Regions from separate parts of the Homo sapiens genome. Here region 2 is linked to region 1. A link is a contact called in ENCODE Hi-C or POLR2A ChIA-PET data. All regions are on one chromosome and are shown on one strand. The core of a region is the stretch at or near the end of the contact, and the rest is flanking DNA. Distances in the headings are between cores, read along the strand shown.

The links. Hi-C counts contacts between places; a loop is a spot of excess contacts on that map. ChIA-PET counts read pairs that join two places held with the same protein, here RNA polymerase II (POLR2A). Pooled maps may share reads with other maps.
Region 2: a loop to region 1 is called in a map of ascending aorta, with 2.4 times the contacts of the local background. The contact joins the promoter of FOXN3-AS2 here to the enhancer-like site in region 1. A Hi-C loop is called at or near these places in 1 of 168 maps with a recorded cell type or tissue (ascending aorta) and 2 of 50 pooled maps. POLR2A ChIA-PET finds 5 or more read pairs at or near these places in 3 of 52 experiments (A673, H1 and naive thymus-derived CD8-positive, alpha-beta T cell).

The regions. Positions count from the first base shown.
Region 1 is chr14:89,698,715-89,705,915 of GRCh38, forward strand. No RefSeq gene overlaps it. Among named protein-coding and RNA genes, the nearest start is that of FOXN3-AS2, 130 kb to the left of the region's middle. RefSeq lists a silencer at 2,951-3,010. Within about 2 kb of position 3,222, at least 26 of the 41 ENCODE cell types and tissues checked have a DNase peak (open chromatin) inside an H3K27ac peak, as active enhancers do; they include ascending aorta, where a contact is called at or near this core.
Region 2 is chr14:89,573,301-89,580,501 of GRCh38, forward strand. FOXN3-AS2 (FOXN3 antisense RNA 2) reads left to right here and starts at 2,916. Exons shown (of 1, transcript NR_024620.1): 1 at 2,916-4,177. It also overlaps a transcript of FOXN3 not described here.

The DNA of each region.
Region 1 (7,201 bases), core at 1,972-4,471:
AATTTTAGGTGGCCTTGCAACTTGATGGGAAAAAATTATTTTAGGATTTCAGGATGATGGAGTCTTCTACCAACACAAGCATTTGTATTTTACTGAGATCAGGAGAGCTAAATATAAGACAGTAGGAGCTAAACGAGAAGATTCCATATTTTGTGGGAACACAACCATTTCTGTGGTAACAAGATAAGCATTTGGGCTTATTTCATTGTATATAAGGAATGAAACTGGGAAACATAAATATTTAAAGAAGGATAAAGGCATATAGGTAAATGAGCAAAAGTAGAGAGATCTGGGAAAATAGAGAAAGGTTAGTTTATTCTTATTATAAAAATATTTCATTAAAGAGTCCATATTATGATAAGCTTCTAAAAGATTAAAGTGGTATAGATAAAGCAGTAAATCGAGTTTAATGCAGGATTAGATAAGAGGCTGGTAGTCTGTAATAACGATAAGATGCTTAAAGCTTAAGGTCACTGATTATTTGAAAAAGAGGAAAAGGTGAGCATGCAAAATGGATCTCGTGTTTGATAAATATTAGGTTCCCGAGGTAACAATAACCATAAATGATAAGGCAGAAACTTTGTGATCCTGGCAACTAACTGGAACGGCTGTATGGAGATCATTTCCACGTTAGGAAATTATGTGGAAAATCTAGTGAGGTTGTCAACATTCCAATATTATTAATAAAGTAGGGCATGCATAAATCATATGGGCTTCTCTGGTGTCTATTTAACACTGCCAAGTGGTCAATGAAGTATAGGGAGTGAAGGTTGGGCTAACTCATGTGTGTAACTAAACCTCTGTCTAGAGAGACCAACCAGTTAAACAGCTGATCTGGGCAATTCTATCTGCAGACACTTATGGACCCTTACCAATATTCTGTGGCCAAGTTGTTCTGGGCTCAGTCTGATAATAACCTCTGTGGAAAGAACTTTAGGATAATGAATGAATAATCAGAGGGGCTATGAAAGTTTCCAAATAAAAATTCATGTATGCAAATGCCCTTATTTTATTGTAAAATTCACTTTTATTTTTGTTGCTATTATAACATTAAACAATTTTTTTTCAGACAGGGTCTTGCTCTGTTGCCCAGGTTGAAGTCTAGTGGGACAATCACAGCTCACTACAGCCTCAACTTCCTGGGCTCAACTGATTCTCCCACCTCAGCCTCCCAAGTAGCTGGGACTACAGGCATATGCCACCATACCCGGCTAATTTTTGTATTTTTTGTAGAGACGGGGTTTCACCATGTTGTCTAGGCTGCTCTCGAACCCCTTGGCTCAAGCAGTCTGCCTGCGTCAGCCTCCCAAAACGCTGAGATTACAGGTATGAGCCATTGGGCCCATACATTTGGTACATTTTAACTACCAAATGTACAGCAAATTAATTTAATGATTTGCCCTTTGCACACAAAGTCATTAGGTATACACAGTTTCATCGTTTTTTTCCCTCCATAGTGCTAAACATAAAACTATTCTGTTCAGACTTTTGGTTTAGCTTTCTGAATTTATCTTCTACCCTCCACCATGCAAATTAAAGGTTCTGTTTTGATACTGGGAAAAAATGATCTAAGATTAAGAGGACATTGTGTATATGTGTGTGTGTGTGTGTGTGTGTGTATAAATTAATTTTATATGATCACTTGTCCAAACACAATCACGTTTTCAAACTAAAAAGTGTGTCAAAGTGGTTTTAGAAGAAATTAAATAGTCTGGCAAGATGAAGAATAAAAAAGTTCCAAGTGAATGATCCTTTGGAGTGGAAAAAGGTTAGCTGTGAATATGCTTTTGAAATATACTACAGGGGATTCTCATCCCAAGATTATGGTCGTTCATGCCTCTAGGTTTAAGTGTTGCTCAATCAGCAAGGTGCTCAATTCACAGTGATTGCTGCGCATTTCCTTGTTGATCAAGAAAATGCAGAATCTCAGCGCAGACACATTTACCAGCACATTTACCATCAAAATGAATATAAGAAATAAGATTTTGATTTAAATTTTCCAGTTGCAGCAGATCGAGAAAAATATGTGCAGGAGAGGATTCCATTTGAAAAGCTCTGATTCAAATAAGTCCAAAGAGAATGCATCTCTATGTACCTAATGTTGCCTTCGAATTAGACAGTAAGCTTTTCTCGCTCAGAGCCCTTGTCAATTTGATTAAACTCACAAACATGTGACTGACTCCGCCTCTATTAAAAACACTCAAGCCAGAGAACGACTGAGAAGCGTGTGGCTTTGTCTTTGTGAGTGGGTCTTTTGGCCAAGCGATCATTACACTAGCTAAATGGGTGTACGGTTAAATTTAATACTCCACAACTGAATTCTCCAATCGCAGCTCACTGCAAAAAGTGATTTAGAATAATGCAAATTTGAGTCCAGAATCTAGAACACCCTTCCAGGCACGGAGGTTTTCCGTTTAAATGGCCCTCGGGAAATAACACTGATTTTCAAAGTCGTTTTAAAAGGCAGCTTTTGGCAGCTGCTATCTTTTGCATATTCTCTTTCCGAGATTAAAGAACCTTCAGGTGACAACACCTAGGGTAAAAGGATGGGACATCAGGCTGCAGACGTGCGTATGCGTGTGTGCACACGCGTGCAGTCTTGACTAGGTGTGGAAAAAAGGTCCGAAGAGATTCCAAAATCAAAAAAATTCCCTTGGCCTACTCCGGCCCCGAAGACCAACTCAGACCCCACCAGACAAACTGGAAAGTCTCCAAGCTCTCAGTCGCCCCAGTCGGCGGGGGAGTGAGTGGGGCCGACCGGCCTTGCGGCCCTGCCACCTTTCGGGGCGACTCGGTTTCTCCACTGACACCCCCGGGCGCGAGGTCTGGTCCATCCCGGAGTGGGAGCTAGGCAGGGACGCCACCTGGCAGCCCACTCTGGGCCCCTGGCCCGCGTTTCCCGCAGGCGCCGGCGGCGTCGGGCGCGGCCGCCGCGCTGCCATGGCAACGGCGGTCCGCCCCCCCCCCGCTTCCCGGCGCCGGCGCGCCAGCGGGGCGGGGCGGGGCGGGCGTTGCTAGGAAACCGGCGGCGGGCCGCCTCCGCGGCGCGGTCTCTCGGCTTCCACCCTTCACCTACTTCCCCTGCGGGGCCGGAGTGGGGGAGGGTCGGGGGAGGCCATCGGGAAGCCACGTGGTGGCCCGGGGCCTCGCGGCTCATTCTGCGTTGCGCCGTCCCTTCCAGGTCGAGTTGACGGCCTTTTCCCCCTTGGCGTACAAGTATTGAGTCCCGCGCCCTGGGAGGGAGACGGCGCTCAGCAAATTTAGATGAATGCAACGCTTCAACGTGGGCTCTCGACCTCTGGTCCCCCATCCCCTGCCGGCTCTATTAGGACAATGAAGTCCCCAAACTCCACTGGAGGGTTCTTCACCCACTCTTCTTCCCCTCCAAAGGAACCATCTCTTGAACTTCACGAAATCCAGGAGCAATGCTAAGCGTTTTGTATACATCACCTCATTTTCAATCCTGTGAGGTGGGAGCTGGGAACTTCATTTTAACAGGAATAAAATGTGGCCTACAGCTGGTTGGGGTGGAGCCAGGACTTGAAGTCCAGTTGTGCTTATTAACTTCAAGTGTCTGCCTTTTTATAATGCTCAAGTTCGTCCTCTCAGCTGCCTCTTGGCTAGCCCAGCATCCCCCTTTGCTGTCCAAACACCCACACCAGCCAGGACACACTGTCTGGAACATGGTCTGACAAGGGGATTAAAAACTTGAAATCAAGGTTGTCCAAAAAATCTGGGGCATACGGTTTATGTTGATGTATCATTGATAATTTACAGATGTCCCACTCTGTAATGTACTACCAGAATAACCACTTATGATCATCAAATTCTTAGGAAATGAAAATCCAAACCAAAGACAATTGACTCATGGTAGGTACTCCATTCTGGGCTTTAACATTTTTTTTTTTTTTTCTTGTAAACCATAGCTGTTCACTAAGTGTTTTTTTTTTTTTTTTTTTTTCTTTATTTCCTTGTCACTGACTTGAAGCTCGAGAGTGTATTTTCTACTAGGGAACTGTCTTGGGTTGCCAAGGATTTGCGTGCAAGCAATTTATTAAGGAAGAGCTTCCAGGAGAAACTAGAAAGGGAAGCAGAATAGGAAAGAAGCAGCCAAGCAAGGGAGCAATTTAAGGTGAAGTTCCAGCCCCAGCAAGATCCCCAGCTAGTTCTGGAGCATAAATTAGAATTTATCCCAACTTGAGGCAAGGGAGCTGGGGTTTTCATAACCCTGCACCAATTAGTCACTGGCTATAGTCTTTCCTGGAAAGGGTGGGGGGACAAAAATACCTAGCACTTCTGGTTCTGAGGTGAGTCTGGGTGAGTCTAGGCACTTAATTTAGACGCGTTAAGTGAGTCTAGGTGCTTAATACCTCTTCTGCAGTGAAGTGGCTCCTATAGATTAAGGGAAGGAAGTTCTCTGAAGGAAGGGGTATGAACCTTTAGGAGTAAACCACTTAGAAGCTGGGGCTAGGGGCAATGAACTGGAAAGGGGGATATGAAGGGATCTGGGCAGAGCACCAACAACACCCATGACAGTCCACCCCCTGCACCACTTAGATCCACATGTGCATTAGTTCGTTCTCAGGCTGCTATAAAGAAATACCTGAGGCTGCAAAATTTACAGAGAAAAGAGGTTTAATTGGCTCATGGCTCTGCAGGCTGTACAGGAAGTATGGTGGCCTCTGCTTAGCTTCTGGGGAGATCTCAAGAAACCTTCAATCATGGTGGGAAGTGAAAGAGAAGCAGGTACATCCTACATGGCCAGGGCAGGACCAAGGAAGAGAAGGGGAGATGCTACACACTTTTAAGCAACCAGATCTTGCCATAACTCACTCATGAGAACAGCACCAAAGGGGAAATCTATTCCCATAATCCAGTTACCTCCCACCAGGCCCCCACCTCCAACACTGGGGATTACAAATCCACATGGGATTTGGGTGTGGACACAAATCCAAACGATATCAACATGCTTCTCACGTCAGTTTCACTTCATCATGTCACAGCTTATTCAAAAAAGACAGACCATAGATAGCCCTTGCTGCTGCAGCTGGTCCTAAGACAATAACATATTCATCATCTGTATTAGTTCCTTCTCATGGTGCTAACCTGAGACTGGGTAATTTATGAAGAGGTTTAATTGACTCACAGTTCAGCATGGCTGGGGAAGCCTCAGGAAACTTACAATCATGGTGGAAGGGGAAGCAAAGACATCCTTCTTCACATGGCTGCTGGAAGAAGAATGAAAGCTGAGTGAAGGGGCAAGCCCCTTATAAAATCATCAGATCTCATGAGAACTCACTCACTATCACTTGAATAGCATGGGGGAAACCACGCCCATGATTCAGTTACCTCCCACGGGGTCCCTCCTGTGATACTTGGAGATTATGGGAACTACAATTCAAGATGAGATTTGGGTGGAGACACAGTCAAATTATACCATAATCTTTCTTCCCTATCATCCATTCTAGATTCTCCTCAACCTCAACTAGCCCCCCATTTTTTTTTTTTTGAGACAGAGTCTCACTCTGTTGCCAGGCTGGAGTGCAGTGGCGCCATCTTGGTTCACTGCAATCTCTGCCTCCTGAGTTCAAGTGATTTTCCTCCCTCAGCCTCCCAAGTAGCTGGGACTACAGGCGCGCACCACCGCGCCTAGCTAATTTTTTTTGTATTTTTAGTAGAGATGGGGTTTCACCATGCTGGCCAGGATGGTCTCGATCTCCTGACCTTGTGATCCACCTGCCTCTGACTCCCAAAGTGCTGCGATTACAGGCATGAGCCACTGCGCCTGGTCCTCAACTAGCCCTGCTGCCAGTGTAGGTGGCTTGCCCAATGAAGTGACCCAAAACGTCATCTTTGAGGGATCTAAATTCTGTACTACCATGTCTTTATTAGGTAATGGTTTTTGAGTGGAAAAATGTTCCTCCCTGTCCCATTATGTAGCAGCAGCCCTACTTCCTTATAATAGTGGTCAGTTACCCCTACCATTATATAACTGCTTTTTTTTCCCCCTTCATGGAGTCCAAAATAGGACAGTAGCTGTAGTTTTGTTTAGTGGGACTCTTCTTGTGTCCACTGGTGCAAAGCATTTTCCTCCAGGAACTAGAACCTCTAGACCTAATGCTCTACAATTGTGAGGACAGGAAGCATACATTCCCCTAAGAAGTTCTCTGAGAGTGATGGTGAGCCAGGCTACTCCTATTTCCACCCTTTGCTTCCCAGACCCATGCACTCAACTCACTAGAGATGCAATATAGTATAATGGTTATTGGTTTAAGTCACATACTGCATCCTGAAGCATAATGCCCCAACCTCACACAGTATCATTTCTAAGTTTGTGCCTAGCTATGCCTTCAAAAAATGGTTATGATATTATCAGGATAGATGTTTCTGAATGGTGTGATATGTTGTGGGACCAGTGGATCTCACAGTTATGTGACTACCAACATATTTCCTCTACCAAAAAGTGAGGAAAAAAATGCTTTGTGGATTCTCTTAGTAAATCAGACATTCTGAGTCCTATATTAGATCTTGTCAAAGCACTGCAAGCAGGAAGGGCAAATCCATACACAGAATTTGTACCAATCCCAGTCAGAACAAAATGATGTCCGTTCTTTCCAGGATGAAAGAAGTCCTACTTAATTAACTTGCCACTAAGTCTCTGGTTGGTGTCCTCAAGGAATGGTCCTATACTGGGCACTCAGAGTCAGTCTATGTAATTGATAGATCAGATTTTTTGGGGGGGAGGGGGGAACGAAAAAAAGTCTGTCTTGTTCTGTTGCCCAGGCTGGAGTACAGTGGTGCCATCTTGGCTCACTGCAACCTCTGCCTCCTGGGCTTAAGTGATCCTCATGCCTCAGGCTTCAGAGTAGCTGGGATTACAGGCACACACCACCATGCCTGGCTAATTTTTGTATTTTTAGTAGAGACAGGGTTTTGCCATGTTGGCCAGGCTGATCTCAAACTCCTGGCCTCAAGCAGTCTGCCTGCCTTGGCCTCCCAAAGTGCTGGGATTACAGGCGTGAGCCACTGCACCTGGCCAGATCAGACATTTAGCAGTGGCAGTAGCTACATTAGCTATGGTGAGAAGAAGTTCATGCTTTTGGACTCATGCATAGCCTCCATTTCTATCACCATAGATACTACATTCATGAACCTATTGGGCAAGAACTAGGGTAGCAGCTAAAGACTAGGGTATCAGCAG
Region 2 (7,201 bases), core at 1,666-4,165, 130 kb before region 1:
TAGATTTCATGGGCAGATAAAGTCTAATAAATGGCAGGTCACTCAAAAATCATATATCATCAAGTCTCATACAGTGTCTGTGAAGTTTATTATCAATAATTTAACACGAGAAGAGCCTAGCCCTTAGCAAATATTTAATTTCAAAACATACCTACTGATTTACTCAGATACAGCATACATACTATATTACAAATATATTGCAGGAAGCCAAATGCCAATAAAGCTGCACTTAGAAGACCAGCATGCTTTTTGCTTTCCAAATCCCGTTAAGGAAGAGAATGGCCTCCCATCCACGGGATGGGAGTCCAACAGCAGTTTCTAAATTGCACTGGAAAAGAAAGTTTGCACATAGACAATACCTGAGCCCCTTCATCCCCAGGCCAAGCAACATGCCAGATAACACATATACAAGTACTGGGGACAACAATTAAGGACCCCATCAGAATGTGCATGCTGTGCCTAAAGGCCACAAGAGGATTAAAGCAAGGTCATGGCCGGGTGCATGATCTTTTTGGAAGCCCATAAGTTCGAGACCAGCCTGAGCAACATGGGGAGACCCTGTCTCTATTTTAATAAAAAAACTAGCAGGCTTGGTGTGGGGGCACCTGTGGTCCCAGCTACTCAGGAGGCTAAGGCAGGAGGATCCCTTGAGCCTGGGAGGTCGAGGCTGCAGTGAGCCGTGATGGTGCCATTGCATTCCAGCCTGAGCAACACAGCAAGACCCCATCTCCAAAAATAAAATAAAGTAAAAAGAAAGCAAGGTCCTTAGTAGCAAAGAGGAGTCACTTTTTTAAGGAGATAGGAGGCAAAGGGAATTATCTCCATGGCCACTGTTTGCAATTATTGTTGGTCTGAGCCACTCTCCCTTCAGCCCCTACTCAATAATTCACTCCACTCCAAAGCAGACCCCCACCTCTTCCTGGCTGAAAAGTGCCACCTCTGGGCAGCCAACATCAGCAACAAGGGTTCTAGAAAAGTGGATGTTTTATAAGAGAATGGTAGTTCATTTAACCAAGTTAAAAACAGAGGCATGGTCTAATAAGGACATATTCGTTCCATGGTTCTAACTTCCAGAATAAGGTTTCTGGTCTTCTCTGGCGAGGTGGTGATAATGGCCTGGCAGGGATACGCTTGGTGGCTGGCAGGGAGAGAGCAGAGAGAGAACCAGTGGGTGCCTGCAATCGCCTTCTACCCAGGAAACAGGGAGGAGACCACTGAACTGAGTGCTTGAGGGAGCTTGGTGCCAGTCCCAGCTCTGCCCCCTGCCAAGACACAGCCCCAGGATTTCACTCCACCATCTCAAAGGGCCACTCCCTCCCATAGTGTTGGTACATAACTGTTATCAGCTCTTAGCAGAAGGATTTCCTACCACTTTACATCCCTATGTTGGAATCTCAATGGGAAGCTTCTCTGATCGTCCTACAGGCAGTGGCTGGAACAAGAAAAGAAGACTGGGCCAAATGTTAGGAGACCTGGCTCTTAACCTCCAAGCTTATCTAGACATGCAAAGACCTCCGAGGCTCCTCCAATTCTTAAAATCTCTTCCCTATGAAAATCAGAATTGCCTTTACAGCTTTAAAAAAAAAATTGTAAATTTCTATTTCTTCTGTATGTTGTGCCTTTATAGGAAAGGAAGGGTGTACTGGAACTCTAAAACACTCTACTGCTACCCCACCAGCTGATCGGTATGCAAACAAGGCCAGCGGGAAGCTGAAGCAGATGAGATCAGGTAAGAAAATCACGAAGTGCTCTAAGCCAAAGTGAGGTGTTGAGAGCAAGGTTGTCTATACTGACTCTGATGAAAGCTAACTCAGACTCAAAGTTTCTCCTTCATAAACTGCAATCATCCTTCCTCCTCTATTTTCCCTGACAAAATCCTCACCTTTCTGCCAACCCACGAAGGGGACCCCCAAGCGACACTGACTCTAGAAGATCATAGTTAAGATCACTCTAAGATGACCTTGAAGGACCTTGCTATCTGGGTAGGCTCACAGGTCAGCTGGTGACCAAGCACTTGACCCTTGAGATTCATGATAGAGATGGCAGAAAGGAAATTGGGAGGTCGTTTTGGGTCAGTAAACCCTGGCTGGGGTGGGGATGATAGGGAGAAGGGATAAACACTATAATAAACTCAAGCGACGGGGGCTGGACAAACTGCCCACTCCCTGCTTTTACCAAAGGCAGGTCCTCTCCAATGCTGGTGAATTCTCTGCAAAGCAAAAACCCAGTCTGCAACTCATTGTTATAGCCAAACACAAAGCACAGCTCCAGAGCACAAAAACCACCAAGTATGTACAAGTCAGCATTTTGGAAGCAGAAGGAGCTGCCACGCTCGGGCCCTTGGAGGCTGCTTAGGGGAAGCTCTTTCCCTCTCTCGTGGCATCTCTTGAATCAAAATTCAACTTAGCTCCCAAATCAGAGGATACCGATGGTCTCTAACAACTGTTTCTTATTTAGGTTTGATAACCCCAGTTCACGCTTTTGTCTACTTTGGGAAGCACTAGGCAAAGTCGTGGCCATGTGATTGGCTCCCAATGCTGGGCTGGGGCTGGCAACCGCCCTCCGGCCTCCACGCAGCGCCTGTGAAACTCTTCATTCAGCAGAACTGGGGACCAGATGCCTCTATGCCCCACCGATAAACTCCTCGCTCTGAAGTTAGGCTAAGCAGAAGAATCAGGTCTTTGATTTTTGCACAAGGTCTCACGGAAGCAAATTCCATCGCTGACATCGTAAGTGACTTGTTTTCAGCTGTTCCTGACACCTCTGATGGCTCCCAAGTTTATTTTCCAGAGACACCCATCTTAGGCAATTCTGGGAGCCCCAGGGGGAAAATGTTAGAAATATCAAAACAGCCACGTGCTCTAGCATTTAGCACATTGTAGAACAATATAAATTTAGTGCATTTAGACCACTTTATATTAACTAATTTAGAAAACGTTGCTTTCGCAGACTTCGCCGGGTGCCTTTCACTGCCAAACTAAATACTCCACTTTAAAATACGCCCCTGCGTACTCATGTGATTTCTCCTTTTAGGCTAGGAATGTAATGTTGACATAAATGTCAAATAAAATTAATGAGAGAATGGGCCCTCAAATGGTGCTCCTGTGAAGGGAATTTGTTAGACTGGGACCTTTGAGCCCAAATGTATATATAATTATATAACACTCAGACAAGGAAGGAATCTGAATGTTAAGCTTTAGCAAATGTATCACCTTTGTCAGAAATGCTGTTACCTACAAAAAAAAAAAAACCCAAAACAAAACAAAACAGGTTGCAAGTAAATTAAGATGAAAATACCATCAGATTAGAAGTCTGTCACGGCAAGCTACTGCAGAATTAGAAGGGTGGCCCATCTGCTGGGTATCCAATCCTTCCCTTATCTGTATAGAATTCGGATCAGATGTCTTCTGTTCCCCGAACACTTCCGCTGTTGACTTTGCAAATGGACCTCCTCCCGCCCAACCCAGCTCCTTCCCTCCCTCCTCCGTCTCTCCCAACTGGCCACTTAGGAAGAGTAAAAATGGCAATTAGAACAGGAGCAGCTATTTTCACTCAGTAGTCAAAGAATTGGATACTAGCACAGTGGCTGCCTCCATCCGTATGCTGATACATAACTACTTTGTCTTGTATTTGTAGTCTCAAAAATCTTCCCTAAGTATAGTAGAATCAGAGAAAATCGCTCTAATCATTGAAAAGCGCCCTGTGCTGAGTAAAGCAGCCAGTCTTCTCTTGTCACCGTAAAAGGCTGGGAGTAAAATTTCCCATAAACACAGGGGAAACCTACATTTACTCACATGCCAAGGAAAATGGCACGGAAGACCCACGTGTAGCCACAGCAGAGTCTATGCAGAGGGCCTGCAAATGCCTGGGGTGCGAGTGAATGCCTGGAGGGGCGGAGTTTCCAAGATAACAGCTATTGTGTTTTCTTTTTCACACTTCAGAAGAGAATCCTAAGGACTAGACTCCGCTCAGTGCATTCCTTTTTCATACACTGATCTCAAGTACAATCACATAATTTTGAAAATCCATGTAGTCCTCCATAAATAAAATTATAAGGATAGGTTTCTATTTCCTTCCGATTACCTAGATACCTCCGTCTTCTGGAAAACCCCAAAAAGACCAGTAGACGAATCAGGAAGGTCCTAGGAGTGATTCCTCCAATGGCAGGAATCATAAAGGAATAAAAAACCTGCAAATTCATGGCAAATGATGTCAGGATGAAATGATGCCACACATCTTTACAAAGTTCACAAAATCCATATATTCCCGGGGCAATCACGGGGAATTTCTAATTAAATTTCAGGGAGGGAAAGAGAAAACGGTTAACCACCAGCTTCAAACACCTCACACTCCTTCTGTTCTCTAGGAAGTCATTCTTACCCTGGATAATGTGGAGTGCCTGCTTCGGACCCGGGGAAAATTCTCCATTTTCTCCTTTTTCTTCAGGCTATCAGTTCATCATGAACAAATATGGAAATTTTCCTGAGGAGGAAATTCAACTACCAAAATAACTCCTTCATAATTCACACGTGCAATCACAACGGTGATTAATAAAAACCTGAAACAGCTCCTAAAAGCCTAAAGCATTAATTACTCTGTTAGATGTCAGGACTCTATGAAAACCTATGACAGCAGGTTACTCAGGCAAATTAAATCATGTGAACTTCCAGTGGAAAAAGAGAAATCTTCCCTTGGTGGATTTGCAACCTAGCAAATGCATGCTTTCGAAGAGAGGTGACCAACCCACAGCTCTTCAGGGCTCTATATTTCAACCTTGAAAGACATATGAAAGGGAAAAAATGCCATGGCAATTTGAATTTATGCTGGGATGAAAGGTAATATAATATCCTTTGAAAGACCTAAAATGGATGAATGATACTTTTCCATTAAAGAAGAAACTAACTCTCTTTGAATGTCTACAGTGTGTCCAGCCCTGTGGTTTTGCAACACCAGATGCCCACTTCTCTTTCAGCAACTTCAATGAGAGTTCCTTCTCAGTGATTTTTGCTAGCTAATCTTTTTTCATCTGATCTTGACATTTTAGTGCTCAGGACTCTGTCCAGGCACTTCTGTCTCTTCTACCCCCTCTCTCTGGATGATCTTACCCAACCTTCTAGCTACAGACACCGCGTACATGCTAATAACTCAAATTCCATGACTCTCCCCCTGAGCTCCAGATGGGTACAGCCAGCAGCACTCCCTGACACGTGCAACAGGCATCTCAAACTTAGGCTGACCGACACAGAACTCTTGTTCTCCACTTCCCCACCCCAAATGTGTTCACTCCAAGTCTTTCCAATCTCAAGAAATGATACCACCTTCCAAAATTCTAAAATAATCCTCCATTCCTCCCTTTCTCTCACCCTCCCCTTCTAATCCGTCAGCAAGCCCTGTTGCCTCTGCTTCCAAACACAATCCTGAACTGCTCTTTTTTTGCCGTTCCACTTCCTCACTCTAACCAAAGCCCCCTTCTTCTCTCCTAGACACTGTCACTCCTCTTAACTGGTCTCTCTAATTCCATCCTCCACACAGTAGCCAGAATGATTTTTTTGTTTTGTTTTGTTTGAGACAGGGTCTTGCTCCTTCGCCCAGGCAGGAGTGCAGTGGCACTATTACAGCTCACTGCAGCCTCAACCTGCTGGGCCTAAGTGACCCTCTCACCTCAGCCACCTGAGTATCCGGGACTATAGTCACATGCCAACACACCTGTTGAATTTTTTAAATTTTTTTCTAGAGACGAGGTCTCACTATGTTGCTGAGGCCAGTCTCAAACTCTTGGCCTCAAGTGATCCTCCCATCTCGGCCTCCCAAAGTGCTAGGATTACAGGCATGAGCCACCATGCCCAGCCATTTTTTTTTTTTTTTTTTTAGACAAGGTCTCACCCTGTCACCCAGGCTGAAGTACACTGGCATGATCATGGCTCACTGCAGCCTCAAACTCCTGGGCTCAAGGGATCCTCCCACCTCAGCCTCCTGAGTAGCTCGGACCACAAGCACATGCCATCACGCCTGGCTAATTTATTTATGTTTTTTTTTGTAGAGACGGGGTCTCACTATGTTGCCCAGGCTGGCCTCAAACTCCTGGCCTCAAGTGATCCTCCTGCCTCAGTCTCCCAAAGTGCTAGGATTACAGGCATCAGCCACTGTGCCCAGCCAAAATATTCTTTTAAGAATATAAATCCAATTCAGTGACTTCTTCACATAAAATCCTCTAGTAGTTTCCCAATATACGAGCAATAAAATCCACATTTCTCTTGCCCATAAGCCCTGAGGTGATGGGATCCTGCCATTTCATCTCCCAGCCATTCCACAACTCACCAACCTCCAGCCACACAGGTCCTTCTTCCTGTTCCTCAGACATGCAAGCTACTCCCACCTCAGGACCTTGGCATGTACAAGGCTAGCCCCTTCCATGCAGAGAACCCGTATCTGGCCACCCTTACCAAATGGTTCAACTACCATTCTTTGTCATTTTTTTTACCCTGCATGATTATCTCACACCCCATAGTATCTTGTATATTTACTTGTTTAGCTGTTTGTTATTTCCTTGTGTCTTCAATTGAATCATAGAAGGAACCCCGACTCTCTCACTGCTACAGAGTACATACCCAATAACACTTAATAAATACATAAAGGAATAAATATGTATCTCTACAATTTTCTCTAACTTTATGAGATAGATTATTCCTATTCTGAAAAGAAAAAAAAATGAGGTTCCCAGGGTTCAGTGCAAAGTTATATAGAGGTAACTGAAGGCAAAGCCAGAATTTGAACCTGAATCCATTTGACTCCATAACCCATATTTCTAAACACCAGATTGGTATTTCTAGCAGAGTCTAGGAAATCAGTCAAGAGCAGTAATTTTCCTCCTAAGAGTCTCCAGAAATAAGTTGCCCAGGAACTTGTATTCGGCTCTTCCACCACAATTACCTCATCTCTAAAATGGATGAACAAAATGAGTTTCTTACAGACATGTTAGGAGGAATAATTTCCTTCCAGATTACAAGGTGTTCTGTAAACTCTCAGAGGATGGTTTTCCAGGTACCATGCTGAGTAGTTTTAGCCAAAACCTGTTCTGTGCTCGAAGGAAACCACCACCAAGGGCTGTCAGTCAAGCTGGGTAATTGTATAAATACAGTCAAGAGTTAAGGACCACATAACAGTGCCATATATGGACTCCACTTTCTCAAAACCCTTTAAG